Regions from separate parts of the Homo sapiens genome. Here region 2 is linked to region 1. Evidence: read pairs that join two places in POLR2A ChIA-PET (ENCODE). Cell type or tissue: PC-9. All regions are shown on one strand. Each heading gives the region's core, and the rest is flanking DNA. Links, peaks and the distances in the headings are about the cores only.

Region 1 (16,042 bases), core at 3,631-11,630:
ACAGGATCCCAAGACAGAGGAATTTTTCTTAGTGCAGAACAAAATGAAAAGTCTCCCATGTCTACTTCTTTCTACACAGACACGGCAACCATCCGATTTCTCAATCTTTTCCCCGCCTTTCCCGCCTTTCTATTCCACAAGGCCGCCATTGTCATCCTGGCCCGTTCTCAATGAGCTGTTGGGCACACCTCCCAGACGGGGTGGTGGCTGGGCAGAGGCGCCCCTCACCTCCCGGACGGGGCGGCTGGCCGGGCGGGGGGGGCTGACCCCCCCCCCACCTCCCTCCCGGACGGGGCGGCTGGCCGGGCAGAGGGGCTCCTCACTTCCCAGTAGGGGCGGCCGGGCAGAGGCGCCCCTCACCTCCCGGACGGGGCGGCTGGCCGGGCAGGGGGGCTGACCCCCCCCACCTCCCTCCCGGACGGGGCGGCTGGCCGGGCGTGGGGCTGACACCCCCACCTCCCTCCCGGACAGGGCGGCTGGCCGGGCGGGGGGCTGACCCCCCCACCTCCCTCCCGGATGGGGCGGCTGGTCGGGCGGGGGGCCGACCCCCCCCACCTCCCTCCCGGACGGGGCGGCTGGCCGGGCAGAGGGGCTCCTCACTTCCCAGTAGGGGCGGCCGGGCAGAGGCGCCCCTCACCTCCCAGACGGGGCGGCTGGCCGGGCGGAGGGCTGACCCCCCCACCTCCCTCCCGGACAGGGCGGCTGGCCGGGCGGGGGGCTGACCCCCCCACCTCCCTCCCGGACGGGGCGGCTGGCCGGGCAGAGGGGCTCCTCACTTCCCAGTAGGGGCGGCCGGGCAGAGGCGCCCCTCACCTCCCAGACGGGGCGGCTGGCCGGGCGGGGGGCTGACCCCCCCACCTCCCTCCCGGACGGGGCGGCTGGCCAGGCGGGGGGCTGACCCCCCCACCTCCCTCCCGGACGGGGCGGCTGGCCGGGTGGGGGGGCTGACCCCCCCATCTCCCTCCCGGACGGGGTGGCTGGCCGGGCTGAGGGGCTCCTCACTTCCCAGTAGGGGCGGCCGGGCAGAGGCGCCCCTCACCTCCCGGACGGGGCGGCTGGCCGGGAGGGGGGCTGACCCCCCCACCTCCCTCCCGGATGGCACAGCTGGCCGGGCGGGGGGGGCTGACCCCCCACCTCCCTCCCGGATGGGGCGGCTGGCCGGGTGGGGGGCTGACCCCCCCCCCCACCTCCCTCCCGGACGGGGTGGCTGCTGGGCAGAGATGCTCCTCACTTCCCAGATGGGGTGGCTGCCGGGCGGAGGGGCTCCTCACTTCTCAGACGGGGTGGTTGCCAGGCAGAGGGTCTCCTCACTTCTCAGACGGGGCGGCCGGGCAGAGACGCTCCTCACCTCCCAGACGGGGTCTCGGCCGGGCAGAGGCGCTCCTCACATCCCAGATGGGGCGGCGGGGCAGAGGCGCTCCCCACATCTCAGACGATGGGCGGCCGGGCAGAGACGCTCCTCACTTCCTAGATGTGATGGCGGCTGGGAAGAGGTGCTCCTCACTTCCTAGATGGGATGGCGGCCGGGCGGAGACGCTCCTCACTTTCCAGACTGGGCAGCCAGGCAGAGGGGCTCCTCACATCCCAGACGATGGGCAGCCAGGCAGAGACACTCCTCACTTCCCAGACGGGGTGGCGGCCGGGCAGAGGCTGCAATCTCGGCACTTTGGGAGGCCAAGGCAGGCGGCTGGGAGGTGTAGGTTGTAGTGAGCCGAGATCACGCCACTGCACTCCAGCCTGGGCACCATTGAGCACTGAGTGAACGAGACTCCGTCTGCAATCCCGGCACCTCGGGAGGCCGAGGTTGGCGGATCACTCGCGGTTAGGGGCTGGAGACCGGCCCGGCCAACACAGCGAAACCCTGTCTCCACCAAAACCAGTCAGGCGTGGCGGCGCGTGCCTGCAATCGCAGGCACTCGGCAGACTGAGGCAGGAGAATCAGGCAGGGAGGATGCAGTGAGCCGAGATGGCAGCAGTACAGTCCAGCTTCGGCTCCGCATGAGAGGGAGACCGTGGGGAGAGGGAGAGCGAGAGGGAGACGGAGAGCGAGAGGGAGACGGAGAGGGAGAGGGAGGGGGAGGGGGAGGGGGAGGGGGAGGGGGAGGGGGAGGGGGAGGGGGAGGGGGAGGGGGAGGGGGAGAGGGCGCTAGAGCCATTTTAGATGTGCAGGAGAAGAAATTCCCTCTCCCAAATCTACTGCCAGGCATACCCTCCAGCCATGTTTACCTCTCCCTTCCGTTGGTAAAGCCCACCGAAACTAACTCCAAAAGAGACTGAGAACCCTAGAAAGAACAGGTCTTGCTTCAAGCTGTTTCAATATCTTTTTTTTTTTTTTTTTTTTTTTTGAGAAGGAATCTGGCTCTGTCGCCCAGGCTGGAGTGCATGTTGCAATCTCGGCTCACTGCAACCTCTACCTCCCAGGTTCAAGCAATTCTCTGCCTCAGCCTCCCGAGTAGCTGGGATTACAGGTGCCCGCTACCACGCCTGGCTAATTTTTGTTTTAGTAGAGACGGGGTTTCACCATCTTGGCCAGGCTGGTCTTGACCTCCTGACCTTGTGATCTACCCACCTCGGCCTCCCAAAGTGCTGGGTTTACAGGCGTGAGCTACCATACCGGGCCTGTTTCAACATCTTTAAGAACTAGAAGTGAAGAAAAAGATGTTAGGTAAGAACCAGAGCATATATTGTTCAACTTGACAAATCTTGTACTTATCTAAAACGTGCTAATACTATGTTGCTTCTACTGTCTGTGAGCTCAAGAGAGAGAGTGCTTCCTTCCCAGGCTTTTCTGCTGCTCCTGGGTAATAGAGATCCTAATATCTTCTGATTGACCTTCTCTTTTTATTCTATTTATTTATTTATAATCTAATTTTAGAGACAGGGTCTCACTTTGTCTGTAAACTTCAACTCCCGGGCTCAAGCCATCTTCCTGTGTTAGCCTCCCAACTAGCTAGAAATATAGGCGTGTGCCACCAAACTCAGCTATTTTTTTTTTCTTTTTGTAGAGATGAGTGTCTCACTCTATTATTGCCCAGGCTGGTCTTGAACTTCTGGCCTCAAGTGATCCTCCAGCCTTGGCCTCCCAAAGTGTTGGGATTACAAGTGTGAGCCACCTCACCTGGCCCAAATTAGGTTAACAAATAGAAATTTTTAAATTTAAATTTTCATGCCATAAGTTTTTATACCTTTAGTGCTAATAAGTATTTGGAAATAATTAACACGTAGAAAACGAGTATTATTGGAAAAGTTCAGAAACAGTTGCTTAGGCCTAGCACAACGGCCAGATTATTTTTCATGAAGATATATCTGTGGTTTTTTTTTTAGCCTGCGTAGATAGGAGAGCCATTTTCCACGAGTAAAATTGTCTTCATTTGGTTGTGTTCTTCCAGGAGCACAGCATCAAGACTCAGTGACACTCATGACACCATTTCAAGTCACATGGCCTCACTAGTTCATCCAGCGCTCTCTGAAGCTAACCCTTATTTGATCCGTAGCATATATTCTGTGATAGTCTTCTACTATTACTTATAATTTAAAGTATGAGTTTTGGATTCCTGGCTATCCTGTATGTTTTGAGAGAAGAATTAACATTTATGTAATAGTTCCTTATGTCCTCAATACCTAGAAGAGAACTGTATTTTTTGGTAGATCTAAATAAACATATTGGCTGATAACTTGTTACCTGGAACAGATTATGCTTGAAAACTTTAACTTTCATTAACGCATACACGCCCATCCTTGAAAGTGGATATGGGGCAGCTAAATCTTGATGAGTAAGGGATTAGACAATGTCCACCTACTAAGGACCAACAGCCCAGGAGTTTGAATTCTACGAGGACCATGAGAGGTGTACAGCTGGACTTCGATGAGAAGGCCATTAGCCCCTAAAAGAATTGTCATAGCTTTTGGGGAGAAAATGCTTCACTAAAGAAATTCTATTTATTTTATGACAAGATGGGGCGCATTCAGGACGGTATGGCCTATTTATTCTATTTATTTTAAAGGCTTGCTGGACGCCATCTAGCCACTAGCAAACTGCAAACTATTTGCACTTTTCTGGGTCCCAAAGCCAACTTAAGAAGAGGCTGCTTCCCTACCATTCCTTGTACCTGTGAAAGAACTGTTTTTTTTTTTTTCTATACAGACCTCTGAGCTAAACTCAGTGAAACTAATTCCAACTTGGGGTACTTACTAATTATCTGTTGAGATTGTAGAACTAGGCAGTGTCCTATCAGAGTATTTTTCAAGAACTGAGAATGATAGTATTCATAAAACACATCAGGCTCTTTTTGCAATGGAAATAACAATTCTCAACATTAATCCCTTCCACCTGCCACCACCACCACCATCACTACCTTCCCACCTTTTCCTAATACCATCTTGGCTGCTATCTTCAATCCAAAAGGATGATGGGGAATAGAATATTCCCTCCTTATGAAAGAGCTTCCTAGGGCTGGGTGCAGTGGCTCATACCTGTAATCCCACCACTTTAAGAAGCTGAGGTATGAGGATCACTTGAGCCCAGAAGTTCAAGACCAACATGAGCAATATAGTGAGACTTCATCTCTCCAAAAAGTTGAAAAATTAGGCCTGGTACAGTGGCTCTACACCTGTAATCCCAGCATTTTGAGAGGCCAAGGTGGGTGGATTGCTTGAGCTCAGGAGTTTGGGACCAGCCTGGACAACATGATGAAACCCCGTCTCTACAAAAAATACAAAAATTAAGCCGGGCGTGGTGGCTCATGCCTGTAATCCCAGCACTTTGGGAGGCTGAAGTGGGAGGATCACGAGGTCAGGAGTTCAAGACCAGCCTGGCCAACATAGTGAAACCCTGTCTCTACTAAAAATACAAAAATTATCCAGGCATGGTGGCACATGCCTGTAGTCCCAGCTACTTAGGAGGCTGAGGCAGGGGAATTGCTTGAACCCTGGAGGCGGAGGTTGCAGTGAGCCAAGATGGTACCACTGCACTCCAGCCTGGGCTACAGAGTGAGACTCTGACAAAAAAAAAAAAAAAAAAATTAGCCAGGCATGGTGGTACACACCTGTGGTCCCAGCTACTTGGGAGGCTGAGGTGTGAGGATCTCTTGAGCCCAGGAGGTCGAGGCTGCAGTGAGCTATGATTGTGCCACTGCACTCCAGTCTGGGTGACAGAGCAAGACCCTGTATATATATTTAAAAAGTAGGCTGGGCATGGTGGTTCATGCCTGTAATCCCAGCACTTTGGGAGGTCGAGGCAGGCAGATCACAAGGTCAAGAGATAAAGACCATCCTGGCCAACATGGTGAAATGACATCTCTACTAAAAATACAAAAATTAGCCAGGTGTGGTGGTACGTGCCTGTAATCCCAGCTACTCGGGAGGCTCAGGCAGGAGAATTGCTTAAACCTGGGAGGTGGAGGTTGCAGTGAGCCGAGATTGCGCCACTCCACTCCAGCCTGGTGACAGAACGAGATTCCATCTCAAAAATAAATAAATAAATAAATAAAATAAAAATAATAAATAAGTAATAAATAAAATAAATAAAAAAAGTTTCCTAGCTCTAGCCTGGTACAATCGTGGACCTTCCAGTCCATGCTGTTCCTAATGCCTGCTAATGTATTATTATGTGAATATACCTATCGAAAAAAGAGGAATATATTCCAAAGAATGTATCTGAAAACATTGGATGACATATAACAAACTGCAAATCCTAAGGATGCCTCCCCATTTGACACTGAAGAAATTCTTACTAAGTGAAATTTAAGCAGAAACTAAATACCACCTTCTCCTCCTCCTTGTTCATTATTCCTTTCTCTTCTCCCCTCCTCCAAATCTGAGAGCTAGGCACTGCTTACAGCATAAAGATAGGCTTTGTTCTATCTTCCCAAATAGAAATTTTCTTAAATGGCTGCAATGGGGAAGGGAGTAATAGCAATGTAAAAGCTGGTAGAATTCGTCTAGGGATACAGCAGTGCTAAGCAATCTATGGTTTTTGTTTGTTTTGTTTTTTGCTTGAACTGTGTAGCCAAGATTGATTACCTGATGGTCTAATATTTCCTTACTGAGAAAAGCTAAATCTAGAGAAAAATCCCTTCTCCTTTTCTTTCATTTTTCACAAATGAAGGTTTTGTATTTTGATTTTTTTTTTCGTCTTTCTAAAGTAGGCCTGATTTCAAAGGAAAGATTTCAAATGAAAAAAGACACAAAGAAGAGGTTCTAGGAGTCTCCTGGTAGACAGAGAATTGTTGAGTTAAAAGATAATTGGGTTAGGCCAGGCGTGGTGGCTCACACGTATAATCCTAGCACTTTGGGAGGCTGAGGCAGGTGGATCACTTGAGGCCAGGAGTTCAAGACCAGCCTGGCCAACATAGCGAAACCGCATCTCTACTAAAAATACAAAAATTAGTCTGGCATGGTGGTGCATGCCTGTAATCCCAGCTACTTGAGAGGCTGAGGCCAGAGAATTGCTTGAACCAGGAGGCGGAGGTCTGAGTGAGCTGAGATCCCACTGCTGTACCCCAGCCTAGGTGACAGAGAGAGACTTTGCCTCAAAAAAAAAAAAAAAAAAAGATAATTGAGTTTGACTTCTACCACATAGCGGCAACCCATAGCCATTAGAATTCTTATTTAACCAGGGCTCATCAATTCTCCCTAAACCTTATTCACAGATTTGAGAGACCTCAGCCATCACTAATAAAATTGATGTGAAAGGAAAGTCTCCAGGAGGAAAAATGGAAGTTCCTAGTTAAAAACTAATACTAGACCAGATCATATTCCTTTTTTTTTTTTTGAGACAGGGTCTCGTTCCATCACCTAGGCTGGAGTGCAGTGGTGTGATCTCTCGGCTCACTGCAAACTCCGCCTCCCGGGTTCATGCCATTCTCCTGCCTCAGCCTCCCGAGTAGCTGGGACCACAGGCGCCTGCCACCACGCTCGGCTAATTTTTTGTATTTTTAGTAGAGACGGGGTTTCACCGTGTTAACCAAGATGGTCTCCATCTCCTGACCTCGTGATCCGCCCACCTTGGCCTCCCAAAGTGCTGGGATTACAGGCGTGAGCCAACGTGCCCGGCCTCAGATCATATTCCTGAAAAGAATCCAGCAGATATCTCATTGACTTCCTAATTTCTATACGTGTTTCTCAAGGTCTTTCTAACATACAACTTCATATTCATTGGGTGACATTCTTTGGATGGCCAATACTCATTGGATGGCATGACATTCAAGGAGAGCATATGTGAGACCTGATTCCATTAACCTCTCACTGATTAGCACCATTTGTTCTATTATTTAAATGGGCAACTCAGGGCAGTAGCCACCAAAAATAGCTGATGTATATTGTTCATTATTTGTTTTCACAGCCCTCTCACCCAAAGTTTGAAAGTTTGCATTTCCAGTTCCAAAAAGATATGTTCGTGCTGCTTTTTCTTTCTCTTTCTTTTTTCCTTTTTTTTTGAGACAAGGTCTTGGCTCTGTCACCCCGGCTGGAGTACAGTGGCACGATCTCGGCTCACTGCAACCTCCGCCTCCTGGGTTCAAGCAATTCTCCAGCCTCAGCCTCCTAAGTAGCTGGGACTATAGGCATGTGCCACCACACTCAGCTAATTTTTGTATTTTTAGTAGAGACAGGGTTTTGCCTGTTGGCCAGGCTGGTCTCCAACTCCTGACCTCAAGTGATCCACCCACCTCGGCCTCCCAAAGTACTGGGATTATAGGCGTGAGCTACCGCGCCCGGCCTCTAGTGCTGTTTTTTCATGAGTATGAAACAGTCTATGAATGGGTAGGGGGTGGGAGGGCATTCAAGGTCATTGGCTGCTGCCTTTCCCTGAGATCCATTTATCCTGCCCCCTAGAAATACCATGATGATGTCTTTCTTGGACCCTGGAGTTTTGGGCCATAATTGGACTAGAGTTTCACAGAACATTACTTTTGGAGTCCATGCTGCCCTGTGATTGTCCAGGATGCATCTCTAGTCAGGGTGTTATTTTCCCAGCACCTGCTGACCTCAGACAGGGCCTTCAACATGCCTCAGGCAAAAAAGGGAAAGGGAACAATGTTCACAAAGTTAAAACACTGTGTTAATTACTTTACTACCCTATCTCAGTTCTCCTCTTTCAGTCCAAGAAACCACCTTGAGAGACTGTTATTATCCTCATTTTATAAGTGAGGAAACTGAGGCCCGGAGAGTGGCAGTGGTTTGCCCAAGGTCAATCTAGTAAGGTGGGGGGTGGGGGGCGAGGAATTCCCTTTCAGGACCCTCTGTCTCCAAGCTTGGTTCTCTGTTTTTGGACCACTCTAGGCTTGGGGTGAGTAGATGGGCAGGGAGGCAGCTGAGAGATGCCATGAGATGTGGCAGACAGGATAGGGGTGCTGAGATTGGGGGTTCAGGTGGGGGCCTCAAGGCAGAAAAGAGCCAGCAGGGAAGGGAGCGACTACAGAGTTATTCAGAAATTCTCTGAAGAGCTTTGAATCCTACTGATTTGAAATTTAAGGTTAACTTCACCAAAGGCAGGGATTACGACTTCTCATTGCAAAAGGGATAAAGGAAAGAAAAATCTGTTCTGACATTATTGAGCAGACTATGTTGCCATTTTTCATGAGAACATGGTTTTGAGGACAATAACTTTCCAAGCTAGAGGGTTAATAATCAAATTGAAAAATCCTATAGCATAATTTAAAGCAATGTTTTAAAGCTGTGTGTTGCAACCTGTATGTGTGTGTATATGTGCACAACGCTTGTTTGAGATGTTTAAAATATACTTCTTTTTTTTTTTTTGAGACTAAGTCTGGCTCTGTCACCCAGGCTGGAGTGCAATGGTGTGATCTCAGCTCACTGCAACCCCCGCCTCCCCAGTTCAAGCAATTTTCCTTCCTCAGCTTCTGGAGTAGCTGAGATTACAGGCACCTGCCATCATGCCTGGCTAGTTTTTGTATTTTTTGTAGAGACAGGGTTTCACCATGTTGGCCAGGCTGGTCTTGAACTCCTGACCTCAGGTGATCCGCCCGCCTCGGCCTCCCAAAGTATTGGGATTACATGAGTGAGCCACCGTGCCCAGCCTAAAATTTACTTCTTACTACAGTTCATGGTTAAAGATCTTTAAAACTATTGATTTCAATAGGGCATTGCAGGCTAGAAACACATCCATTGACATTCAGCAGACCAAATGTTTCCAAATGTGACATCAGTACTCAGACTACACGTCTACTATTACCAAGATCATCCCAAACCATTGTTAATCACAGAACTTTAGATAGATAGATAGATAGATAGATAGATAGATAGATAGACAGACAGATAATCTTCTGCTTTTCCCCCCTTAATTATAGCATTTACCAAGTTGTAAATCATCCTTCCTTTCTTTGTGGAACTGCAATTTAGGGGATGAATTGGGTGTTGCCAGAAAGCACACAACTGAAGGTGGCCATGTTTTTCCACTGGCAGATACAGTTCTAGAGACCTGAGGCAGCTAGAATAGAACTATTTGCAGGAATATGAATTCTTAAAGTATCAACTTCACCTCAAAAGTACCAAGAGAAATCCTACCAAGCTTGTGGGCAAAATACATATACACATTTTTCTATCAGTAGATCCATGGGGAATGTGAGAACAGAGGAAGAAATGGCACTGGAAGACTAGCTAAGAAGTCAGCTGTGGCTACTGGCTGCCAGTGAACTCTCTAGAGCACCAGGATGGGACACCCAGCTCTCCTGCTTGTGACTCTAGGAAAAGTACTGGGCCCCACATGCCTTTTCAGTGAAATAGGGATGATAACAGTGCCTACCTAATAGAAATGATGTGGGAATTGAACAATGAGAACACATGGACACAGGAAGGGGAACATCACACACTGGGGCCTGTTGTAGGGTGGGGGGAAGGGGGGAGGGATAGCATTAGGAGATATACCTAATGTTAAATGACGAGTTAATGGGTACAGCACACCAACATGGCACATGTATACATATGTAACAAACCTGCACGTTGTGCACATGTACCCTAAAACTTAAAGTATAATTAAAAAAAAAAAGAAATGATGGGTACAGTAAATTACATCATATTAACATGTAAACTACTTAGAACAGCATCTGGCACATAGTAAGTACTCAATAAAAAATTATAGGCCAGGGGCTGGGCATGATGGCTCATGCCTGTAAACCTAGCACTTTGGGAAGCTGAGGCAGGAGGACCACTTGAAGCCAGGAATTTCAGATCAGCCTGGGCAACTTAGAGAAACCCTATGTCTACAAAAACAAAACAAAACAAAACAAAATAAAATAAAATAAAACAAAATAAAATAAATCTTTAAAAATGTCATGCAGGCCCAGCACGGTGGTTCATGCCTGTAATCCCAGCACTTTGGGAGGCCAAGGCGTGCAGATCACCTGAGGTCAGGAGTTCAAGACTAGCCTGACCAACATGGAGAAACCCTGTCTCTACTAAAAACACAAAATTAGCCGCCATGGTGGTGCATGCCGGTAATCCCAGCTACTCGGGAGGCTGAGGCAGGAGAATCGCTTGAACTCGGAAGGCAGAGGTTGCGGCAAGCTGAGATCACGCCGTTGCACTCCAGCCTGGGCAACAAGAGCAAAACTCCGTCTCAAAAAAAAAAAAAAAAAAGTCATGCCATGCATAACTTTAGAAAATGAATAGGCGCCGGGCGCAGTGGCTCACACCTGCAATCCCAGCACTTTGGGAGGCCAAGGCGGGTGGATCATGAGGTCAGGACCAGCCTGGCCAACATGGTGAAACCCCCTCTCTACTAAAACTACAAAAAATAAGCCAGGCATGGTAGCATGAGCCTGTAATCCCAGCTACTCAGGAGGCTGAGACAGGAGAATTGCTTAAACCCAGGAGACAGAGGTTGCAGTGAGCCGAGATCGTGCCACTGCAGTCTGGGTGACAGAGTGAGACTATGTCTCAAAAATAAATAAATAAATAAATAAATAAATAAAATAAAAAAGAAAGTGAATTGGATGAGAATCCAAAATAAAACTGGTACATGAAAAAAGGAATCCTATTTTTTTTTTTTTTTTAGATTGTGGTAAAATATAGATAACATAAAATTTACCATCTCACCTTTTTTTTTTTGAGACGGAGTTTTGCTTTTGTTGCCCAGGCTGGAGAGCAATGGCGTGATATCGGCTCACTGCAACCTCTGCCCCCTGGGTTCAAGCAATTCTCCTGCTTCAGCCTCCCACATATCTGAGACTACAGGCATGCGCCACCATGCCAGGCTAATTTTTGTACTTTTAGTAGAGACAGGGTTTCACTATGTTGGCCAGGCTGGTATCCAACTCCTGACCTCGTGATCCGCCCACCTTGGCCTCCCAAAGTGCTGGGACTACAGGCGTGAGCCACCGCACCCAGCCTAATTTACCATCTTACTAATTTTTTTTTTTTTAAGACATCTCATTTTGTCATCCAGGCTGGAATGCAGCGGTGTGATCTGGGCTCACTGCAACCTCTGCCTCCCTGGCGTGAGCGATTCTCCCACCTCAGCCTTCCCGAGTAGCTGGGACCATGCACGGCTAATTTTTGTGTGTGTGTGTGTGTTTTTTTTTTTTTTTTGTAGCGACGGGTTTTCGCCATGTTGGCCAGGCTGGTCTCGACCTCCTGGTCTCAAGTGATCGTGCCTCAGTCTCCCAAAGTGCTGGATTACAGGTGTGAGCCACAGTGCCCGGCCATCTTACCCATTTTCAAGCATACAGTTCGGTGCCACTGAGTGCATTTACCTTGTTGTGCAACCATCACTGCCATCCATCCACAGAACTGTTTCACCCTGCAAAGCTGAAGCTCCATACCCATTAAACAAGAACTCTCCGTTACACCCTACTCCCAGCCTTGGGCAACCACCATTCTACTGTTGCCTCCAAGAATGTATTACTGTAGGCCCCTCATATAAGTGGAAGCATTTGGCATTTTCTTTTTGTGACGGGCTTATTTAACTTAGCATAACGTCCTCAAGGTTCATCCATGTTGTAGCATGTGTCAGAATTTCCTTCTTTTTTGGGCCTATTGACTTTTAATCTGTCAATTCTTTTTTCAAATTTTCAGAAAGTTAAGATGTAAATATGATAATCCTCTCTTCTCTCCAGCAAAGGCAAAAATCACATCTCTTCAAACACTGCATTTACCTGCACATAGAAATGCGAATTGAAAACTGCTTAAGAAAGGTATCATTCCTTGAGGCAGGCTGTTTACATTAATCAACGTTTCTCTAATACTTGTCAGTGTTTTGTAACACTTTTTCAAGTGCCAATTGCAACTTGCTAGTTCTTCTGAAGTGTGGAGGCTGCAAACGGGGGAAACCAGGAATGGGAACTCTGTTCCCCTGGGGCATCTACTGCCATGGAGAAGCATCAATTCTTTTCATGGTTTCGTTTTACATAATAATTAGTTATGTGGATGGTGGCTCAAAGTATTGGATGGATGGATTATCACCATGTGTGAAAAGTCCTGGTTTCCCAGTATTTTCATATTTGCCTCCCTAAACACTCAAATTTTACATCACAAATAGAGGATTTAATCTGTTCACTCGTTAACTAGAATCTTGTTTACTAATGTCACAGAAAGTTTTCCCTTCAATAAACATAACAGTGATAGGAAAAACACAACATACTAAATAGCTATGATTAAAGGAAAAAAGAATTGATAGACGGGATATCCCAACTGTCATCTCTCAGATTATGCCTTGTCGTTTTTCACAACTTTTCTGGAAAACTGCTTATTTATTAGCACATCATGAATACATGCCCTTATGATTCTGCATGAGCACAACTTCAGTGTCCAAGATTTAGTGCTATTTTCATTTCTTTTTTTTTTTTGAGACGGAGTCTCGCTCTGTTGCCCAGGCTGGAGTGCAGTGGCGCCATCTCTGCTCACTGCAAGCTCCGCCTCCCGGGTTCATGCCATTCTCCTGCCTCAGCCTCCCAAGTAGCTGGGACTGCAGGCGCCCACCACCACACCCGGCTAATTTTTTGTATTTTTAGTAGAGACGGGGTTTCACCGTGTTAGCCAGGATGGTCTCAATCTCCTGACCTCGTGATCCGCCTGCCTCGGCCTCCCAAAGTGCTAGGATTACAGGCGTGAGCCACCGTGCCCACCCATTTTCATTTCTTTTCATGAGTAATATTTAAAGCTTGGTACACGCAATAATCTGTATCAGCATTACATTTCAAAATATTAAGGAAATTTAAAAATCAAACTAACAATTTCTAAGTTTCACTGCTAGGTCAAATGATGAAAAGGCTAGCAAAACAACTATTCATAATAGAAATATAGGGGCTGGGTGCAGTGGCTCATGCCTGTAATCCCAGCACTTTGGGAGGCCGAGGCGGGCAGATCACCTGAGGTTGGGAGTTCAAGACCAGCCTGATCAACATGGAGAAAACCCGTCTCTACTAAAAATACAAAATTAGCGGGGTGTGGTGGCCCGCACCTGTAATCCCAGCTACTCAGGAGGCTGAGGCAGGAGAATCACTTGAACCCAGGAGGAGGAGGTTGCAGTGATGGTGCCATTGCACTGCAGTCTGGGCAACAAGAGCAAAACTCCGTCTCAAAAAAAAAAAAAAGGCCGGGCGTGGTGGCTCACCTCTGTAATCCCAGCACTTTGGGAAGCCAAGATGGGTGGATCATCTGAGGTCGGGAGTTCAAGACCAGCCTGACCAACATGGTGAAACCCCATCTCTACTAAAAATAGAAAATTAGCTGGGTGTGGTGGCGCATGCCTGTAATCCCAGCTACTTGGGAGGCTGAGGCAGGAGAATCGCTGGAACCCAGGAGGCAGAGGTTGCAGCCGAGATCGCGCCATTGCACTCCAGCCTGGGCAACAAGAGTGAAACTCAGTCTCAAAAAAAAAAAAGAGAAAGAAATAAAGAAAAAAAGAAAGGAATAAAGGAATTAACGTTTATTTGCTGTTGCCTTATTCTTAACATAAAACAGTTTTCTTCTTTATTTTATAATAGATTTTCTGGTGATTCTGAGATTTATGGATCATAAAACAATGCTTTAGAGGATTATTAATGTAATACCCTAATGTATTTAAAGATTTACATTTTATATTAATTGGTAACTAATGGACATTTGGGACTCCTGAAGAAAACCAAACAAAAATAAAATATCATAAATAATAAAATAAAACTACTAAAAGATCCAGAGCAAAAACACTGGGTAATACTTCGGTTATTAGTATGACAGCTTTCCCATGATCAGGGGAAAAAATCATTTTTTCATATATATATGTATATACATATACATATATATACACATATATACATATATGTGTATATATGTGTGTGTGTGTATATATATGTGTGTGTATATATATGTGTGTGTGTGTGTGTGTATATATATATATATATATATATATTTTTTTTTTTTTTTTTTTTTTTTTTTTCCGAGACGGAGTCTTGCTCTGGCTCTGTCACCCAGGCTGGAGTGCAGTAGCAAGATCTCAGCTCACTGCAACTTCTGCCTCCTGGGTTCAAGCAATTCTCCTGCCTCAGCCTCCCGAGTAGCTGGGATTATAGGCACCCGCCACCACACCCGGCTAATTTTTTGTACTTTTAGTAGTGATGGGGTTTCACCATGTTGGCCAGGCTGGTCTCGAACTCCTGACTTCGTGATCCACCAGCCTCGGCCTCCCAAGTGCTGGGATTACAGGCGTGAGCCACTGCGGCTGGCCTCATACTTTTTCTTTTTTCTTTTTTTACTAGAAACATTACAAGTAAATCTTTTAACTATGAAGTGAATTCCATTATAATGCACAAAAAAAAGAGATGTAGACAATGAACCTAGAATTGTTTTCCCAGACTTTTCATCATGAAAAATTTTCAAACATAGAAATATTGAAAGAATAGTAAAATGAATAGCTATAGACATTATCCTGAAATTCTGTAATGGTTAACACATTGCCAAATTTGCTTTCTTTTTCTCTCTCTACATACACTTTTTATTTGCAGTTGCAGGTGTTATTTGAAGTTGTATGCTTCACCATCTATCTTCTCAGAATAACATCTTCCAAAATAACCACAATATTCTAACATCAAAAAAAGGAGAAGCATAATTCTATACTATCTATAAATATCCAGTCCAAATTAAAGTTGCCCAAGACATCTTGCATGTTTTTTTTTTAAATCCAGGGGCCAATAAAGATTTACACATTGCTTTTTCATTATATATCTTTGTTTTTAAGGAATAGTCCTTCCCCACTTCTCTCCTGTCTCTCTCGACATTAACTTTTTAAATAGCTCAGGCTAGCTGTCCTGTAGAATGTCCCAACATTCTGTATTTATTCCATTTAACTTGCTCAACTAGACTTAAAGTTTGTATTCTGGAAACGTGAAGGTACCTGGAACATACACTTGCACTCTAGTCCCCTTCCCATCCCGAGAGTTCGCCTGCCTTCAGCTCTGAAGAACATCTGAAGATCATCAATTAGTTGAACTCAAGCTTTAACCCTTCAATGATATGGCTGGCTTCAGGAAGAAAAGTTATTTAAATGATGCTGCCAAAGTGAAAGCTTTTAAAGGAAAAGGAAAGATGTCTCAGTTTAAAGTTGATTTCCTAGCAAGTCCTTGGCCTGCAGCAAAGGTGGCTCAAGCAGAGAACATTAAGGGGCCCAGGTCTGCTCTTGTTATGTGAATATGTAGGAAGGAGCATCAAAGGTGCTTCCTTTACTTTTTTCTTTTTTCTACCAAATGCTCTTCAGCTTCAGTCGAGCTAAATGCTAAACTGAATGAATTTTTTTAAAAAGTGTATAATCCCAACTTTCCTCAGACTTTAGAACGGGTTAAAAAAATAAAAAGAAGGCCGGGCGCGGTGGCTCACGCCTGTAATCCCAGCACTTTGGGAGGCCGAGGCGGGTGGATCACAAGGTCAGGAGATTGAGACCATCCTGGCTAACACGGTGAAACCCCGCCTTGACTAAAAATTCAAAAAATTAGCCGGGTGTGGTGGCGGGCGCCTGTAATTCCAGCTACCCCGGAGGCTGAGGCAGGAGAATGGCGTGAACGCGGGAGGCGGAGGTTGCAGTGAGCTGAGATCGCGCCACTGCACTCCAGCC
Region 2 (16,042 bases), core at 4,659-12,658, 630 kb before region 1:
AAATACCCAAAGAATAAGGTAAACAAGTAAAAAGTGATAGACTCTAGGTGGGGGAATTGAAGAAAGGAAACTAGGCACTGATTAGCCTTAACCTGCCTTGTGGAAATAGCTGGCCCTCTGAACTAAGTGCATGCATACAAAAATGAAAATTTTCTTAAGGAACAAGTAGAAGTTATCTGAGATGTTAACAGGATGTTAAGAGGAGGACCAGCAGGAGGGTGTCCTAGGCGAAGGCTGTGATGGAGTCACAGCATGGTATAGTGGGAGACTATGAGCAGAACCACACTGCTAAAACATTAAGTCTGGGTTATTGGGCAGTCTCTAGATAGTTTCTTCTACAACATTTGTACTTCCTCATCCACCATGGAGGTGACAGAAAGCAGTGCCAAGACTGTTGACAATCTGAGACCCTGAAAATGTGCACAGTGCTTCTCTGGCACAGCTTGAAACAAAACTGAACTGTTCAACCTGGTAAGATACCTCTAGTGTTTTGAAAGAGGTATGAAGTTTACAAATTGCTTATTAGTAGAGTTAAGTGTGCCCAGAACTAGGTGAGCCAGAGTGTGACTCCAGATAGAGGACCCAAGTAGGTGGCAATGCTGGTCTCGCTGAAGCTTGGTCGACAACCAGCATGCTCAGGCTGGGAGAGATGAATGAGAAGGAAAAGGAGTTTCCCTGGAGCCTCAGAACTCCTGTGCTTATGGTGGTCACTTAGAAGGAAGTTTTCTAGGGTCATAAGCGGATTTAGCTGGTGAAGATGTTTTGTTCCTTTCTTCTGGGTATTGAATTACCCATATTGTGAAAGGTTAAAAAAATAGTCATTAAGTTAAAATGAAAAAGTCTGGCTTATAAAGGTCAAAATTGCAAACAGGTAATCAAAAATTAAAGGATAAAATTTAAATAGCAAGCACTAGAAATAACAGAACATTATAACCAATTTTTAAAAACTGTTTTTGCAAGTGCTATGTGTATTTAAGAGGACAAACATCAAGGATAAATTGTGTGCACTTACAATAACAACAGGGGGAATTAGAGACAATGGAAAAGGAAATCGTAGAGACACTAAAAAATTACTTGCAGCTGTCTTTACAAATATAAAAGACTAGAGATTTGTCTGATTTAGGGATCAGATTCCTTCTACTGAAAGCATGAGAATTCGGAAGTGAACAGATAATAGTGCTACTGCTGATAAAGATAGAGTATCTTTCATCTGATAAATCCAGACAAGAAGCATCAGAAAGAAATGGGAAAGAAACAGACAGGTTTTTAAGAGATTCGTTTTTGAATTTGTGTTATTTTCATAAAAAGCAAGGGGCTTAGACAGTGACTATCATAACTGAATGGAATCATCCCTGCTTTAAGAAAGGTAACAAAACAGTTTAATTTTGGTGAAAGAACAACATTTAGGAAGGATGTAATCAGAAAGGAAATAGCATATGTACCATGCCTTTTGATACAGGAAATGAACTGTTAGATTAGAATCTACTCCCAAGTTCCTCTCTGAAAATTGTGAAAACATACAGGCATAATTGCAACTGCCCAAAGATAAAGAGGATACTCCTGGCCCTACCCCATAGTTCTGAAGCTTCGGTTTGATTTATTTAAAATTTCTCTGATTTAATAATCTCTGAGGGATCATTATACCCACATTTGGATGCTGGAAGTAAAGTCGAGTCATTTTGGAAAGCTTTGTTGAAGGTTTCACATGCTCTGTGAGGTTTCACCATTAGCTATGACCTTTAACTTTAGTATCCTTTAACAATAACAACAAAGTAAAGCCAAGCAAATATCCAGCCTTGCTCTTTCCAATGAGTGTATCTATTATATAGAGAGCACTTGTCTCTTTGGGGGTTTGGTTCTAGTCCTTGCCCTGATTCATTTCTAGTTTTAATCAGAAGATTTACCTCTTTTTACCTTTCCCACCCATCTTTAAATGTGAATAGTAAGACTGGCTCACTACACAGAAATTTTAGGAGGATAATTGTGTAAATTGCATTGACTTTGCTCTTTCCAGTTGGTGAATAAAAATGTTTATTTTTACAGAGCTTATTATCACTTTTTAAGTTTTAGAATTATAGCAACCTGACAATAAAATTACCCTGTTGAGAACTGGAACTTGGGGTGTATAAAATAACCAGTTTTAGTATTTTTTTCTTTTACTGCTAGTGTTAAAGTCTTACATCAATAAAATGATAAAATCCTCTCTCTCTCTGCATTTGTCTCTCTGTTTGTCTGTCTGGCTTTCTCTCTCATACACCCACAGATATAGACACACACATAAAATTTTCTAATTCAGTAAGTTTGTCTAAACATTTGAATGGTAAATTGTTAGGCTTAAAAGTTTCATTTTATAATAAATCTTCAGTCTTATAAAAACCCAGCTTTTTCTACTTAAAAAACGTTTATTTTATTCCTTTCTTGGGAAAACCTATCTCAGAAAATGATAACTGCTATGAATAGGAGTATACAAAGTAATTTAACAGAGAATTCAGACGTAGAACAAAATACATACAGGATACTAATTTAAATGTAGCATTTTTCATCCATGGAGAAAAGCAGGATTGCCTATATATGAAGTCAAAACAATTGAATAGCTGTTTGGAAATATGAAGGTTGAATCCTTCTATTATTCTTTATGCCAAAACAAATTCTGGCTATAACAAAGATTTAAATGTAAAAAGAATGAATCTTCAAAAGTTCTCAATAAAAGTTCAAATAAAATTATTACAATCTTAGAACATAAAAGGTCTTCTGGTCAAGGCACATGATGAAGAACATATAAAAAATAATGAATAATAAATTTAGCAGTATAAAAATTTTTAATTTCTATATGGAAAAATAAAATAATGGCAAAATAGGAAACATTTTTACAATATATATAAAATATTTTTCAATTTACATATATTAAATATCAGGATAATTTTCTTAATTTAAAAAGAGGTAATATAAACATATAATTTTTAAAAATAGAATAACTCAATCAAAAAATGAGCAAAGGATAGGCACACAGAAGACAAATACAAGAGAGCATTAATCATATGAAAAGTGACTAAACCTTATTCAAAGCTCAAAATGTAAATTCAGACAAATATGAGATGCTATTTTTACCCATTAGAATGGAAAAGATAGACAGAGACATAAGATTCCCTTGTATAAATAAAATATGTATTTTATATACAGAAGCACATACATATGTACATATATGTATGTGTACTGCCAATTTATGTATAGCAATTCTGTCTGACAAAGATATGTAAGACTTGATTGCCTTTAGAAAGAGAGCCCAATGTGAGAAAGAGAGACTTTTACTTTTTTTTTTAAATACACTTTATTTTTAGGTTCACAGTAAAATTGAGCAGAAAGTATAGAGGGTTCCCAGATACACAATGCCCCTGCACATGCATAGCCTCCCCGACTGTCAACATCCCCTACCAGATTGCTGCATTCTCCACAATGGATGAACCTACACTGATGCATCATTATCGCCCCAAGTCCATAGTTCACATTTGGGTTCACCGTTGGTGTTGTGCATCCTGTGAGTCTGGACAAATGTATAACGACATGGCTCCACCATTATAGTATTATACAGAAGAGTTTCACTGCCCTAAAATCTTCTGTGCTCTGCTTATTTGTCCCTCTCTCCCCCTAGCCCCAGGCAAACACTGACCTCTTTACTGTTTGCCTTTTCCAGAATGCCATACGGTTTGAATCATATAGTACATAGCCTTTTCAGATCGACTTTTTTCACTCAGTAGTATGCATTTAAGGTTCTTCTATGTCTTTTCACGGTCTGATCATTTATTTCTTCTAGTACTGAATAGTACTCCATTGTATGGATGTACCACAGATTATCCATTTACCTGCTGAAGAACATCTTGGTTGCCCCCAAGTTTGGGCAATTATGAATAAAGCTGCTCTAAATCTCTAGTTATAGGGGCTTTTACTTTTAATTTCTTATTTTTGACTATTATTTGAATTTTCTAATCAAGGGAATTTGTTTTAATGCTAACAAGCATGATGTGGGATGGTATGATGAGCCTTTTTTACTTATGCATTTTAATCATTCCGTTACCACCAACCTAATAAATGTTATTTTTAAAATTTATAGCTAGAAATCAGCAAACAGATAAACATATCAATAAATATGTAAGAGGCTATTCTATCTCACTTTCATATAGTTAAAATAGTAAGTATTGATGTAGTCAACACTATCCACTCTGCATAAAAGCAATTATTTCAGATCTATGCAATGGTTACAACAGCAAATCTAGAGAGATGGGGCAAAGGATGTCAGGTGGACAGAAGCCCCCACTTTTTTTTAGACTGTAACAGAGGACTTGAGGACTGGGAACAACATCCTATGCCCAGAGTGGCAAAACTTAGTCTTACAGGTTTGAAAGGATAACCACGCTTAAGTCAGTAATCTCCTCACTATGGAAACATTGGAGAATGGGGTCGAGAGAATCAGAAAACAGATCCACCTTTAAAAGCTTACCAAGCCACTAGGACCAGTCCATGATGAAGGAACAGGCAAGGAAATTAACATTTCTGGACACTTACTATGTTCTGCATAATACCTTTCCTACTGATATTGTAGTGCCGTAGTCAAATGGATCTAAAAAATGAGATTCACTCTGACTTCTAGTCTACTAAAAACTCTATGAAGTCCTACAGCAGAGAAAACTGTTTAATTTCACTTGACACAGTTTCCCAGAGTACTTTTCATACATAACCCCTTTTAACACAGGATAGAACACACTTGGGGAAGTACTGGTCTATTTCCTCTAACATATATTATTTTATTTGATCCTAATAATTATAGGAGAAATATCTTATTTTCTCCATCTTAAAAATAAGAAAATTGAGATTTCAAATATTTAGGTAACCTTGACCAAGATTATGCTAACCCTTATGTGAGATTCATACTCATGTTTTCTCAACTCTAGATTCCTCACCAGCTATTGTAGAAACCCATGAAAATCCACCCAGCTCAGAAATTACTCCAGTCTGGATCCCCTTATTCCACTTTGATATTTTAGGAATAAGGATATTCTATATAAAGTCAAAGCAATGACACTAGGGCCAAACCCAGGATTTGAGACTCCTAAGGCCATAATTTACAAACTATAAGATGCTTGCATAGGCTCAGTTGTAATGCAATAAAATATTGTGATTCTCTACAGATCAAATTATTCTCCTTACAAATCATCTGAATTTGTTGAGTTTGGTAAACCTTTGAGGATTTGCCTATATCTAGGAAATTCAGACCAGTCATGTAATTGAGTAGTCCCTGAATCATGATTAGACCTAATTCTAACCCTTATGTTCTCTTAGGCCCCACTGAAAGGTATCTGATACCTCTGTAGCAAAACACAGAGCAAAGAAAGGAGAAGAGAGGAAGAAAATCTGAACATTACTCTAAATTTCCTTGCTTACATGGGTTTTGGTCAGATATAACTCCAATTATTTTTCTCTGCATTAATTTCTCTTCTGGTAAAGTGCTTATAGAATTTATTTCCAGTTAAAGCTTTTAGGGTAGATCATTGCTCAAGCCATTTTCAAGCATATTAGAGAAAGCATTTGAAAATACACTATGGGTAGAAACTCAGATATGGCTCTTGGGAAAAAAACAAGATGACTTCATAGGTCTCCCCACCAACTCACCTAACTCCTGTGATTGAATTAATACAGAGGATAATGGGGGAAGAGGGATGGAAATGTGAGTTGTAACCACAATTTGAACTGCATACAGTTACATCATGGCATCAGTTTTTCCATTCAAGTTGGTAAATGGCTATACCCAGAGATATGTGAGCCCTTTCTGATGAGATACAAATCAATCCAAACTGTTATACAATTCTCTCTTCCAATAAATTTAAACCACGTCTTTCCTCTTCCTTCAGCCTTTGGTTCTCATTTTATTTCTAGCTCACCGTGGTCTGAGCTCAATTTTTAAGGGATTTGATCCAGTTGCCTGGCCCTGAAACTTGAAACAATTTTAAAAATAAATTCAAATTGTCAAATCCTAAGATCTGGTTGAGTGGGGTTTGCCACAGGATAAGGGAGGCAGAGAGTATAGGAGTATGTCTCACCTAAGTGGACTATAAGAAAAGTTTAGAGAATACCTTTGTCAGTTAGCTATTACAGCATTCCAAACCACCCCCATATTTAGTGGCCTAAAACATTATGCATTTTTATTGCTCACAAGTATATGGGAGAACTGGCCTTCTGCCCTTCTTGTTAGGAAAGTTCTTCTGGTCTTAGTTAGGATCACTCATACATCTGTGGTCAACTTGTGTTGTGTAAGCACTTTGCTGATCTTGTTCAGGCCCACTCTCATGTATAGAGGCTGGCTGGCTATCATAGAATGGCCTCAGCAGAGATGTCTCTGTTCATTCCAAGGTATTTATAGACAATAAACAACTATTGTTGTTTTTCTGTTTTAGAGAGAGGAATATTATGTTACTAATACAATATGTGAGTTAAGACATGAAGATGTGCTCCTTTAGGAGTGTCTGATCTTCCTGAGGCTAGCCCAGGCAGAGCCAGGGTCCAAAAGGGAATAGAAGCAAACAGGCCTCTTGAGGCCTAGGCTCAGAATTCACACATCATTTCTCTATCCATATTCTATTGGCCAAAGCAAGTAACAAGGATAACCTAGATTCAAGAGGTAAAAAAACAGACTTCACCTCATTGGATGAGCCTCAGAGGGTGTTGATACAGGGAGAAGTGAACCATTGGGGATGTCTTCACAATCTAATTATAATAGTATTTGATCTCTTTCCTTTTCTAGATGAATCTTGAGGCACTCTGGACGCAGCTAAAGGAACATCCCAGTATCCAGGGGAGGACAGAGGTAGAGTGCCATGATGCCTATGTTAGTCATCAATACAGCTCAAAATCAAGTGACTCCTCCACGAATAATGTAAGCTCTATAAAGGCAGGTGGCTCTTCTCTTTCTCTCTTCCTCTCTCCTTTCCTCCCTACTGAATGCCTATATTTTCAGAACACTGGATCAGATGCTGAATAAATGAATGAGTGAAAGGAAGCATTATGTGAGAGTGTCTATTGAAGGAGAGTCTGATGAAGAAAGTGAACCAAACTCAGCAGAGACTGGGGAAAGCAATAATGAAGTGATGCAAAAGCAAATAAGGAAAGCCCACCCTGGAGAAGAAACTCCTGAGCTCAAGTGAAATGACAGTGGTGATGGTATTTTTGAGGTTCATGCTGCTGCTGACTTGGCCATGCTGGGAATATTTAAACAGGAGGAATGAATCCACTGCAACGAATAAGTTGAACAGGAAAAAAACAGATTATGTAGCTCATTGTTCTAGAAAGCAGCTAATTCCAGGTGACTGAGAAAGAAAGGATATGGTGACTCTCTCTGGGGTGGATCTGGGGTGGGTTTTACTTACTGACCTGGGGGGCCTGGGAGACCCCAAAAATGTAGAGATCTGTCATTAATGTCAAGGTCCCTGCCACTGGGAGCAGTTTAGAAACAGACTTGTGACACACAAACTGCAGCCCACTAGGAGGAAAGGAAAGGAAAGCTATCACATGACAAGAGATAGGCCTTGGGAATCTGAACCAGTAAAGAGAAACTGGTGGCAATCACCAAAGGAGGGCCAAGGAGAAGTGAATCTTTAGTGCCTCAGGGATTCCCCAGATCCTCAAGGCCATGCACCTATTTGACTCCCTTGTCCTTTAGCAAGCAGATATGTGTTTTATCTCGTCAGTAAAATCTGCATTGCCAGGATGACAGTACTGACTTTCTGCAGGGTGCATAACAACTTTCCAACATGTTGTCAGAATGTGTCAGGTCGAGTTACGGTGATTCTATTTCATGAGGACGTGACACATGGCGCCATTGCTGGCGATTCAGACATTTCCTGTCAATGCCTGCCACTCAGGAATGGATGTGTAATCAAACCCAAGTCACAGCTAAGCTTTTTGCATGACAGTCACTTCCAAGTTTTACTTTTAATACCTAAGGTTTTGTGTTACTGATATTAAATAAAAACTCTTTGCAATGAATTTTAAATGAGGTAAAAGCTCTCACCAGAGATTTGTTAAAAGCAGATGAACAGCTGTTCTCTTTTCCCCCTTTTTAGTAGAAGAGCTTTAAATTATATATTAACCAAAAAGGTAAACAGAATAAAATGGGCAATTAAATATTAATGGAAGATGTAGTGGAATTGTCCTGTGCTGCACTTAAAACAGCTTGAATGATTGAGCTGTGAATTGCTCTCCCCGAGGTATTGAAATATTCATCAGTGCTATTTAATAAATGTTCATATTCGTAGGCACTCATGTTTACACTACAGCACTTGCAAGAGAGTGCTTACTAAAGAAAACATGCTAATGGAAGGTGAACTTTCCTGTACAGTGAGTCATCTTAAATTATACAGAGTGTGCGCCGAGGAGACAGGGAAATCTCTCCTCTGACAAATGAGAAGCTTGCATAAGAGAGGGATGTCTTTTGTTAAAGAGAATGGCTGGGGATGGCACAGAGGCATTGTGGCTCCAAGACTATTTTGAGGTTTTTAAAATTTTATCTGGTTTGCATTTTTAAAATGTTTAACCTTTCCTGCCTGAAGTAGAGCTTCATTCCAATGCTATTACTGTAAACTGCCTACTTTATGGGAAGGAATGCAAGAGATAGCAAAAAGAAACTGCAGTGGAAAACCCTTAAACAACCGAGGTAAAGCATTCCAGGTGACAATGGAGACAGAATCAAAGACACACACAGCATTTCCAGGCAGAGGCAGACACTGCCTCTTATGGCTTCCTCTCCGTGACATTTATTTAGTCATTCTTTCCCAAGAACTGTAAATATGGTATCACCTCAAGTAGGGAGCTTGATTGTTCTCGTAAGTTAAACAGGATCAGAGCTGGTCAATACCTTGGAATTGGCCTATCTCTAGGGAAAATATTAAGATTTGCTACAGCAGCAGAGCTGTATTGCTGATGAGTGGTATAACCTAAAGGGAGCATGACAGTCCAACCTAGACACCTATTTACAGGCAGTTACATAGTCACCAAAATCCAGCAGTACCATTGGTTGGATTAGGGTCAATTGGGATGGCCCTGCATCATCCTAAGATTAACCATAAAAACTTGAGACATGTTTATTCAGTAAGAAAAGGGAATCTCAGTTCTCAGAGTAACAAAAACAGCCATATAGAGTACTGTGGATTGACTTTGGTCTCAATGTTTTATTCTTCTGACACATACCTGTGTCATTGATTCACAGTGGGTAGAAAATACCTCTCTCCCCTTGACGGGGGATTGGCCATGTGACTTGCTTTGGCCAATGGAGTGTTGGAGGCCATGCAATGAAAAAATGTTTAAAATTTTCATGCACAGTTGAGCTGGTTCTCCTGTGCCCAGGCCTTTTGCCATAAGAAGAAAATGTCTCCAGTAGCTGCTAGTCCAAGAAGGATGAGAGACACTATGGCACAAAGCCCAACTGAATCCTCCTATATCACGTGAGCTCTAATTATATACAGATGTGCAAACAAGATGCTAATTTTATATGCCAATGAGTTTGGGGATAGCACTATTATGGCACTATTAAGGTCAGCAAGGATCATTCCAAGGTATTTATAGACAATAAACAACTATTGTTTTTCTGTTTTAGAGAAAGGAATATTATGTTACTAATATAATATATGAGTTCAGACATGAAGATGTGCTCCTTCAGGAAAGGACACTGCCTTTTATCTAAGGAGCCTTTTAAACTAAGGAGCCTTCTTTAGTTTCTCCTTTTCCTTGTACATCATCCTTTCAAAAAGGTCACCAAGTCCTGTTGACTCAAATACTTGAATACATCTTATTCTTTCCATTTGCACGGCCACTGCCTGCTTCCAAACACTGTAGTTTTGATTATTACAATAGCCTGCTCAGTTGTCTTTCCAATATCTACATTTCTGTCAGTCATGTTTCCAACAGATCATGGAAAACTTCCTGATTGTATCACTATCTTCTCTAAATCACTTTAATAATAATAAAGACACCTATCAATGATTGCCAATCAAGTACAAATGCTTTAGAATGTCTTTCCATGACACTGAAGATTTTTCCCAAAGTACCCTTCCATCTGTATCTCCAGCAATTTCTCCTTAATCTCCATCCTAGATTATGGAATTCCCAGGTTATTTTTACTTCTACAGCTTCATTCCCCACGCTCCTTCTTTTGCCAAGCATGCTGTTCTCTCTGATTCCCTTTCTGATTTATCCTCAAAGTTCCAATGGAATCACAGGTCACTCCTTCCTTTGGACTACGATAAGACCTTGGAAGAGCATTTATCCCATTTTTTTTATAAATTCTGTTGGCCTGCCCAAGACTCTGAAGCATAATACAAACAGAAAAGACTTTGACTTAATTAAGAGATTCAAAATGAATGAAAGGAAACACTACCACTACCAGAAGGAAACCCAGGTTATATTTAACAATAATAATTTACTGAAAATAGTACCAAGTTATATCTAGGCATTTGTTTCTTTAACAGTTTCCTCTAAAATCCTTTATAAATATATTTTAAGCTAGAATTAGACTTAGTTGCTTAATAAAAGTTGTTTTTATACAAAAGGAAAATTAAATTTAAAATGTGGTATTATCTCTGTTGAGAAAGTTATAAGAATCCTTGTTTGTTAGACTATAAGACCATTGTTCAACTAATATCAAATATATTCCAGTTATCAAGAAAGAATATCATGAGTATAAACAAAGACACCAATCAGAATAATCTATTCTTTCAATATACTTTTATCTGCTGATTTTCTCCTAATACATTTGTAGCACTTGGATGTTGTGTAAGGTCTGTTTTCAATGTTCTATAAATAAATCAGGTATATGTTGAGTTTGGTAACTAGTTGAATGTCTACTTAAGTTCTGATAGTCAATGAGGCAAAACTCTCAGGACCAGTCATTTTACTGGTTAAACACCAGAGGCAAGAGTATTATACTCTACAGATATATATACATGAAACCTTGAAAAGAAGCTGACTGAGGCCATTTTGAGGCTACCTGAGGACTTGCTGAAACAAAGTAGAAAGATAAGGCAAAGGACAACAGAAGAGGTGACAGGGAGCGTGAACAAGACTGTGGGCCGTCAGCCCCCTTCTCCCCAGCATGACTGCCTTCTCCTGCAGCACAATTTGTGATGTTAAGAAAATCGTCCAACATTTGAACCAACTAGTCTGTCTTACATATCTCACTCTATACCTTTAAACCTATCTAGAGATCTAAACAAAAATACTTGCCTCTAACAGAGTGGGTTCCACCAAGCCTAGCCTTACAGTGAACACAAATGTATAGTTTTGTTCAAGAGACGAGGGGGACCTTGTTAGCATGAGTACCATAATAAGAGTACATTGAGGAAAAGTATTAGCACGTGTGCTGCAAAGCCTCCAGGAGGAAATTAGCTGTTTTAAACCATGGAACTAATGTGAATCATTGCTAATAGCTGCTTATTTATCACCAGCATAAAAAGATAATTTGCCTAAGCTAATGAAGTAATTCTAGCTTTTAACTGAATGCTAGTTATTAATTGCATGTTACTGAAAAATACAGAGGCATAAACTACGTGAAGGAGTGAGTACAACCAAACCATGCTAGTGTATTAATATTTCTTGATGCTGCTGGGTTAATATTCCAGTTTCATGAATTTGGAAATATCAAACTGTTTAAGAAGACTCCTGTGGAGAGAAAGAAAACCTGGATTCAGCACCTTTATAGAAACAATGTAAACTAATTTGGGCAGAAAAAGATGAGGTGTGTGTGTTTGTGTGGTGTGTGTGTCCTTTGCTTTTTCCTTCCTTTTCATTACAGGTGAGAAAATATCCTCAACAATAAAGTGTAGACATTGTAGTCAGTAGGCCTGATATTTAATCCTGGCTAATGCTTTCTAGTGGTATGGCCTTAAATTTGTTATTATTTGTTTCTGAGCCTTAATTTCTACCCTCTCTAAAATGGGATAATAATATCCAATGTAAAAGCAAACCAATCTGGCCAGGTGTGGTGGTTCACACCTGTAATCGCAGCACTTTGGGAGGCCAAAATGGGTGGATCATGAGGTCAGGAGTTTAAGACCAGCCTGGCCAACATGGTGAAACCCTATCTCTACTAAAAATACAAAAATTAGCTAGGCATGGTGGCAGGTACCTGTAATCCCAGCTACTCGGGAGACTGAGGCAGGAGAACCATTTGAACCCAGGAGGCGGAGACTGCAGTGAGCCAAGATTGCGCCACTGCACTCCAGCTGGGCAACAAGAGCAAAACTCTGTCACCCAAAAAAAAAAAAAAAAAAAAAAAGCAAACCAATCTATTGAGTAGTATTAATTTTCTGGATTATAAACAATTAACGGTTTTATAGGAGTTTTTTTCCTAATATATTTCTCCAAATCTACTGTGTAGAATCGACCTGTCCTTCTGGGTTGTGACTCCCTTAATGAAACTGTGGCAGATTCCATAATTGTCCAGTGAATATTGTTTATTAGAACAATCTTACTTCAGTATTAGAAGACATAGTCCTATCAAGAACTAAACATCAATCCCATATCTGATTCAGCATTTTTCTCCTGACTCCAGGGTAGGACAGACTGACTCTGGCAGTCTGGAGTTGAGTGGAGGGTGGTGAGCTCTTCATCTTCCCTACCCACCCACCCTACATCCTGCACCTTTCCCTTCTTTGTGTTGATTGCTCAGGAGTTGGACAAAAGTGAGAGAAAGAAAAATTAAAGTTCCAACTTGGCTAGGCAAGATTATATTCCTGTCCTTGGCTGTAATGACTGTTGCTCATATTAGTTTATGGACTCACTGAGATGGAGATAGCGCTAGCAGGCCCCACTGAAGGGGAGTTCACTCCCCATCCCAACCAATCTCCCAGATATGCATTCCACTCAGCCTCCACATGCTGTGGTAAGACTGTGGTATCCAGTCATATACCCTCCTCAGCCAACTCTCTAACCTGAGGTTACCATGGCCAGTGCCTAGTGACTGCCTACGACAGGCTAATCCTGTTCTAGTCCTTTGTGAATACAGTATCAGAGATCAAAACAGAAAAAGTTCTTCACCTCATCATATAGTTTGGAGTGTCTTATAGTCTAGTAAGGGTAACAAAGAAAATAAAATATACTAAAGAAAGAAAATATATTCGTTTAGATGGAGATAAGTGCTACAGAGAAAAAAAAGCAGGTAAGGGAAATGCTACAATTCAAATGACCAGAAGACCTCTCCAGCAAGGGTTCAGAACTGGGCTGAGGCTGAGATGGCTGAAATGGCAGAAGCAGGCTTCAGAAGGTGGATAAAAACAAACTTCACTGAGATAAAGAAGCATGTTTTAACTCAATTCAAGAAAGTTCAAAATCATGATAAAACAATGCACGAGCTGACAGCCAAAATAGCCAGTATAGACAGGAACATAACTGACCTGACAGAGTTGAAAAACACTACAAGAACTTCACAATACAATTATAAGTATTAATAGCAGAAAAGAACAAATAGAGGAAAGAATCCCAGAGCTTGAAGACTGTCTTTCTGAAATAAGACAAGCAGAAAAGAATAGAGAAAAAAGAGTAAAAAGGAATGAATAAAAACTCCAAGAAATATGGGATTATATAAATAGACCAAATCTACAACTGATGGAGTACCTACAAGAGACAGGGAGAATGGAATCAATTTGGAAAACATATTTCAGGATATTATCCAGAAGAGCTCCAAACAAGCTAGACAGGCCGACATTCAAATTCAGGAACTGCAGAGAACCCCAGTAAGATACTGCACAAGAAGAATATCCCCAAGACACATAATCATCAGATTCTACAAGGTAGAAATGAAAGAAAAAGTGTTAAGAGCAACCAAGGAGAAAGGCCATGTCACCTACAAAGTAATGCCCATCAGAATAACAGCAGCCTTCTCAGCAGAAAGCCTATAAGCCAGAAGAGATTAGGGCCAATATATATATATTTTTTTTTTTTTTTTGAGATGGAGTTTAGCTCTTGTTGCCCAGGCTGGAGTGCAATGGTGTGATCTCAGCTCACTGCAACCTCTGCCTCCCGGGTTCAAGCAATTCTCCTGCCTCAGCCTTTTGAGTAGCTGGGATTACAGGCACCCACAACTACGTCTGGCTATTTTTTGTATTTTTAGTAGAGATGGGGTTTCATCACGTTGGCCAGGCGGATCTTGAGCTCCTGACCTCAGGTGATCCTCGGCCTTGGCCTCCCAAAGTGCTGGGATTACAGGCATGAACCACCACACCCAGCCTCAACATTTTTAAAGAAAAAACATTCCAACCCAGAATTTCAAATCTGGCAAAACCAAGTTTCATAAGTGAAGGAGAAGTAGGATCCTTTTCAGACAAGCAAATGCTGAGGAAATTTGTTACTACCAGACCTGCCTAACAAGAGCTCCTGAAGGAAGCATTTAATATGGAAAGTAAAAATTGTTACCAGCCACTACAAAAGCACACTGAAGTACACAGACGAGTGAAACGATGAAGCAACAACATCAACAAGTCTGCAAAATAACCAGCTAGCATCATGATAACAGGATCAAGTTCACAAAGAATAATACTAACCTTAAATGTAAATGGGCTAAATGCCCCAATTAAAAAATACAGAATGGCAAGCTTGATAAAGAACCAAGACCCATTGGTATGCTGTGTTCAAGAGACCCATCTCACATAAGCTCAAAATAAAGGGATGGAGGAAATTTTACCAAGGAAATGGAAAACAGAAAAAAGCAGGGGTTGTAATCCTAGTTTCTAACAAAACAGATCTTAAAGCAACAAAGATCAAAAAGACAAAGAAAAGCATTACAAAATGGTAAAGGGGTCAATTCAAAAAGAAGATCTAACTATACTTAATGTATATACACCCAATTTAGGAGTACCCAGATTCATAAGACAAGTTCTTAGACCTTCAATGAGGCTTAGACACCCACACAATAATAATGGCAAACTTTAACACCCGCTGACAATATTGGATCATCAAGACAGAAAAGTAATAACGATATTCAGGACCTGAATTCAGCTCTGGATCAAGTTGATCTGATAGATATCTACAGAACTCTCCACCAAAAAACAACAGAATATACATTCTTCTCATCACCACATGGCACTTACTCTAAAACTGATCACATCATAGGAGGTAAAACTCTCCTCAGCCCATGCAAATAACTGAAATCACAACAAATAGTTTCTCAGACCACTGTGTGATCAAATTAGAACTCAAGATTGATAAATTCACTCAAAACCATACAACTACATGGAAATTGAACAACCTGCTCCTGAAAGACTCCTGGGTAAATACTGAAATTAAGACAAAAATCAAGTTCTTTGAAATTCTTGAGAACAAAGATACAATGTATCAGAATCTCTGAGATGCAGCTAAAACACTGTTAAGAGGAAAATTTATAGCACTAAATGCTCACATCAAAAACATAGAAAGATCTATTTTTCCACATCATCTCCAGCATCTGTTGTTTCCTGACTTATTAATGATTGCCATTCTAACTGGTGAGATGGTATCTCATTGTGGTTTTGATTTGTATTTCTCTAATGACCACTGATGATGAGATTTTTTTCATATGTTTGTTGGCCACATAAATGTCTTCTTTTGAAAAATGGCTGCTCATATCCTTTGCCCACTTTTTGATGGGGTTGTTTTTTCTTGTAAATTTAAGTTCCTTATAGATTATGGATATTAGCCCTTTGTCAGATGGATAGATTGCAAAAATTTTCTCCCATTCTGTAGGTTGCCTGTTCACTTTGATGATAGTATCTTTTGTTGTGCAGAAGCTCTTTAGTTTAGTTAGATTCCATTTGTCAATTTTGGCTTTTGGTGGGAATGTAAATTAGTTCAACCATTGTGGAAGACAGTGTGGCAATTCCTCAAGGATCTAGAACTAGAAATACCATTTGATCCAGCAATCTCATTACTGGATATATACCCAAAGGATTATAAATCATTCTACTATAAAGACACATGCACATGTATGTTTATTACGGCACTATTCACAATAGCAAAGGCTTGGAACCAA

The links. ChIA-PET counts read pairs that join two places held together with the same protein. Peaks named below come from ENCODE experiments on the same cell type or tissue, not always from the same donor. Only the 100,000 strongest peaks of a DNase experiment are listed, where the experiment ranks them.
Region 2: POLR2A ChIA-PET joins it to region 1 with 14 read pairs; 2 of 35 experiments call an interaction of 5 or more read pairs at or near these places.

The regions. Positions count from the first base shown.
Region 1 is chr9:81,695,552-81,711,593 of GRCh38, reverse strand. All of the region lies in intron 1 of TLE1-DT (TLE1 divergent transcript), which reads right to left. Among named protein-coding and RNA genes, the nearest start is that of TLE1-DT, 14 kb to the right of the region's middle. In PC-9, for the core only: no CTCF peak of the experiment used is centred there; no DNase peak of the experiment used is centred there; H3K27ac peaks cover 294 bases.
Region 2 is chr9:82,324,703-82,340,744 of GRCh38, reverse strand. The region is part of intron 4 of LOC105376107 (a long non-coding RNA gene); the gene reads right to left. Among named protein-coding and RNA genes, the nearest start is that of SPATA31D1, 340 kb to the right of the region's middle. RefSeq lists an enhancer at 7,624-8,767. In PC-9, for the core only: no CTCF peak of the experiment used is centred there; a DNase peak (open chromatin) is centred at 8,534; H3K4me3 peaks cover 1,084 bases; H3K27ac peaks cover 1,372 bases.